Regions from separate parts of the Homo sapiens genome. Here region 2 is linked to region 1. A link is a loop called in an ENCODE intact Hi-C map of the cell type or tissue named here. Cell type or tissue: heart right ventricle. All regions are shown on one strand.

The links. Hi-C counts contacts between places; a loop is a spot of excess contacts. Peaks named below come from ENCODE experiments on the same cell type or tissue, not always from the same donor. Only the 100,000 strongest peaks of a DNase experiment are listed, where the experiment ranks them.
Region 2: it touches region 1 in a loop (4-fold over the local background); 7 of 110 quality-filtered maps call a loop at or near these places.

Annotation. Positions count from the first base shown.
Region 1 is chr13:32,733,864-32,736,363 of GRCh38, reverse strand. It overlaps PDS5B (PDS5 cohesin associated factor B), which reads right to left. Exons shown (of 35, transcript NM_015032.4): 21 at 1,034-1,192. Among named protein-coding and RNA genes, the nearest start is that of PDS5B, 150 kb to the right of the region's middle. In heart right ventricle, no CTCF peak of the experiment used is centred here; no DNase peak of the experiment used is centred here; H3K27ac peaks cover 428 bases.
Region 2 is chr13:33,533,607-33,536,106 of GRCh38, reverse strand. It overlaps a transcript of STARD13 not described here. Among named protein-coding and RNA genes, the nearest start is that of LINC02344, 200 kb to the right of the region's middle. In heart right ventricle, no CTCF peak of the experiment used is centred here; no DNase peak of the experiment used is centred here.

The DNA.
Region 1 (2,500 bases):
AAAATAAAGATCTTTCCAGACAAACAAAAACTGAGAAAATTCATTAGTGGAAATCCAAACTAAAAAAAAAGTACTAAAGTAGTTCTTTAGATAGAAAGAAAATCATTACATAGAAAGGAATGAAAAACAAAAGGAGAAAATATGTTGGCAAATCTAAATAAACATTAACTGCATAAAATAACAGCAGTAATAGAACTGGGTGAACAAGAGCACAAAAAAGCACCAAGGAATAAAAGGAATTAAAGTATTTTGAAGTTCCTTGTGCTATACTGAAAGTTCAAAGCAGACCAACTGACACTGGCCTTTAATAAGTCCAAAGTCCATGTTGTAATTTCTAGGAAAACTACTAAAATAATAGCAAAATGTAAAACAGACTGGTAAAATGAAATAAAAATATTTAATCAAAAATAAGAAAAGAGAAAAATACACAACTGACAGGACAAACTGAAAACAAAAAATCAGGTGGCAGATTAACCCAGATATCACTACTTATATTATGTTTACTTTTTGGAGGAAAAACTTTATCTCATGTTTCTTTTAATTCTCCAGAGAACCTAGTACAGTGCTGTCACAGCAGATACAAAATAACTGGAGACTAACAAAATCATTATTTCCTCTCCCAATGTTTTTTCGTTCTCTCCCAATGTAGGGAAAAGAACAAGTTTATATAGAAAAAGGTAAAACTATAATCATGACAACCATACTATGAGCTGGTTTACCAATCTGCATATTTTTAAAAATAGATGTCCTGTCAAAAATTAAACCCCTGTAAATCTGAAATAGATAGCATCAGGTTATATTTTATATTTATCAAGGAATGTATTTGAGGTCATATGCCTATTCTCAACTAAAAAGATGTTTCAAGATGGTTTTGCTTATAATGGAGACAAGGCTTATTTTTTTTAAACAGGAAAACCTAAAATCAAGGCAGTCAAATGGAAGTATTATTGATATCATTTCACTTCTTTCCTTGTTGGATAAAATTGCAAAAGTTAACATTACAAAGAACATGAATCTAAAAAATATAAATTACCCGATCATTCATGAGAAGATCTTTCACAATGAAAGTAGCTACCAAAGATTTCAAAGGAGCAGCAAATTGATCAGGTGCAAGGAGAGCAATATGACCAATAGTAACCAATGGTGTTATGAGATGTTCCAGGTTGCTTGGATCTAGGCTCTTATGCAGAGGCTGAAAATGAGGGGAGGAAAATATATTTCAACTCTACACATATACAAATAAACTGTTTACATATTTCATTTTCAAATTACAAAATTTATTTTGTAATTTATTTTGTAATTCAAATTATAAAAACTACAAAAATTTCAATAAATATACATAGTATAAGTAGTAACTCAAGATTACATTTAGACTTCTATAGGTTATCTATGTCCAGAAGGCATCAGGTTCAAACATTTTCAGTTTTGCCCAATTCAGTTTAGAGGTAGGGTAAAGAAACATTTCGACACAGACTTCATAGCATATAGTTTATGACCATATACATGAATGTGTTAGAGACTGCTAGGGCTCACCAATATCCACTTCAATTTCCTGGGCATAAGGATGACTCTACTTGCAGCTTCCTGTGCAGTTAAGTGAGGATATATGAATGAGTTCTGGTCAAGAGAGTGGGAGTAAAATGAAGTATGCCACATATGCACTGAGGTAGGTATGAGCAATATGTCTTCTCCACAGGCTCTACTCACTGGCTGGCTTGATGCCAAGGATCCAGTGGGATTTAAAGAGAAGTCACTAATCAGAATGAGTCTGTGTCCCTAAGCCACTGATTAGAGGGTCATTCAAACACCCACTAGACTTTTCAGAAGCAAGAAATAAGCTTTTACTACATCTAGTCACTTGAATTTGGGGATCTTCATTATAGCACCAAATATTAAATACCATAACAAATAAAATGATTTTTTGTTATTCTGATAGGAAACCCAACCATTAATATGCATTTTACCATGATAAAAGAATGAACAAGCTCTTCAAATACTCATATAAAATGATATCAGAAATATATTGTTAAGGCCGGGCATTAACAATTACAGATTACATCTGTAATCCCAGCACTTTGGGAGGCCAAGGCAGGCAGATCACCTGAGGTCAGGAGTTCGAGACCAGCCAGGCCAACATGGTGGAATCCCGTCTCCGCTAAAAATACAAAAATTAGCCAGGCGTGGGGCATACGCCTGTAGTCCCAGCTACTCAGGAGGCTAAGCCAGGAAAATCACTTGAACAAGAAAGGTGGAGGTTGCAGTGAGCAGAGATCACGCCACTACACTCCAGCCTGGATGACAGAGCAAGACTCTATCTCAGAAAAAAAAAAAGAAAACAAAATATATGTTTGTGTGTGTGTGTGTGTGTGTGTGTGTGTTTTAATTTTTGAAATCAGAAGGGTGACTAAAATATGCCATTGGCATAAGGAGAGAGAGGGAAACAAAATATGCGTGTGTATGTGCATGCATGTGTGCACGTGCATATTTACATGCCCTTACT
Region 2 (2,500 bases), 800 kb before region 1:
ATATTTAATTTATTTACATGCACACACGGAAAATGGAATGTCACATCTAGAGTAGCTTTCCCATAACCCAGCTCTATTCATGTCCCCCAAATCACTGATGCTCTTATTCCAGATCATGATGAGGACCAACTGGGGTGTAAGCCTGACCTCTGTGTGTTCTATAAGGGATCACTCAGTCCTCTTCCATTCCAATAATTTAAGTATAGATTTTCGGACTGCCATCTCGCCTTGTATAATATGCTTAGATGGAATCAGTAAAACAAATGTGCCTTTTATTTCCCTGAATGGGATTATTGTAAAGAAACAAGAAGCCATCAATAAGGGGGCAAAGTTCCCTTTATCCCCAAAACACCAATAGTCACATTTGAGGGCTAGAACATATTTACTTCAGCTTTTGTGGTAAGAGAAAGAATGTAAGTTTTTTATGTTCAAAATAAAGTTGACCTTGGTGCAAAACAACCAATATGTTCTAAGAACTTTCTCCTCCTTTGGAGCAGGCCTTTGTTATATCTCTAATTAATATAATTAAGTTATTTTGAAAATCAAAACAATTAATTGATGTTTTTCTTTCTCATCTGCTCCTGGAAGTTGTATTTTTAAGTTACTAAAATACAATTTTATCTTTAATTGATTGCCTTTGATTCTCTGTGGTAAAACTTAAAATACAAAATATATTTTACTTAATTGTATCAATTTGAAATTGTTATAGTTCAAGAATATTTGTATGTAACTCTTCTAAACTTTGAAATCATCAATATTAAGTTTAAAGGAAGACTTGGGGCTAAAATTTCCAGTCAGTGCTTTTTTCACTTTTGCTTTTATTTTTGGCCAGTCGTATTCAGATTTATGTAATGAAGAAAACCCATTTGGTTCTCCTTTTTTTTTCTTTTTGAGACAGAGTTTCGCTCTTGTCATCCAGACTGGAGCACAATGGCATGATCTCGGCTCACTGCAGCCTCTGTCTCCTGGGTTCAAGCGATTTTCCAGCCTCAGCCTCCTGAGTAGCTGAGATTACAGGCATGCACAACCACACCAGGCTAATTTTTGTATTTTTAATAGAGATGAGTTTCACCATGTTGGCCAGGCTGTTCTCGAACTCCTGACCTCAGGTGATCCGCCCGCCTCAGCCTCCTAAAGTGTTAGGATTACAGGCGTGAGCCACAAACGGCCCGGTTCTCCTTTTATTATGTCCAGAATTTGGACATAACATCTTCTTTCATCAAGAAAATGGTACATTTTAATTTGTTCTGCTTTCCCTCTTTGGGGTTAGTGTTTCATTTGTCATGAATAGTTTGGATGGTAGATAACCATAACTTGAATAATAAAAGGAAAATAAGTTTTTATAAAATAATGTTAAAACAGGCCCAGTCCTTAATCTCATAGTGCTTATACTAGACACTTAGAAGAATTTAAATATATCCAAAGGCCACTGAAATGTTCTATAATCATTTTAATAGTGTTTCAACAGTGTATTCTATATATAAAAAAATACATTAGAAAAGGTTCCTTTTCTCCTGCTTAACATAGTACATGATCACAAAATACATGTATGAAAAAACAGCATGTAGTTTCAAATATCTTTAAAACAAGGATAAACAAGAGACCTTTTTAAAAATGTTGAAATCCAATGTCTACCTGTTGAATTACATTTAAAACCAGACAGAAAATACACACTTCTTTCTGTCCTACTTCTTCAACTATTTTCCCTGTCTGGTGCATAACATTCTTAAACTGCTTAGAGGAAACTTTACACAGAGCAATGCATCATCCAGTTAGTTCATGTGGCTCTCCCTGAGCTTGAATACCATTCCAAAGAAGATACTCTAAAAGTCTGATAACTCAAAATAATATAATTTGTAAAGGCCTAGTATTTTATGGTAGGAGACTCTAGGACATAAAATAGACATTCTATTGATGAGAAATCTGAGAGTATAGAAAAAGTGAAAAGTACACCCAGCTAACAAAAAGAGTGATTTCAGGGTTGCTAGTAGGCTTTCCTTGCTTGCCCCAGAGCATTCCTATTGTGATACCATCACTCCACTTATCTCTACTTATTGATCAGTTGTCAGTTACTTTTGAAAAGTCCTAAGCACAACGTTCTGACCAGAATTCTGATGAACATAAAGTAAGTATAAGATATGTCCTTCATTTCTAGGAACTTTGAGAGTAATTGAAGAAAAGAGACACATTCATGTAATGGAAAACACCTTCTGATGATGTGTGCTGTGAGAGCAGAGAAGAGCATAATTAACACTCAGCATTTGTTAAGGGCTGAACATGTGCCTAGAGCTTTATATCCAGTCCTCACAGTCATGATCAGAGTGGCTGGGGAAGTCTCCATGGAAGAGGTGCTCAGGTGTTTGAAAGTTTTATTGACATCAAATACAAGGAAATTGTAAGCAAAGGCTTTGGTTTAAATTTGCATGTGATCTTACCATGTACTTCCTAGCCTTTTTCAGTTTATATAAGCATAAATCCACTTACTTACCAGATGTAATAA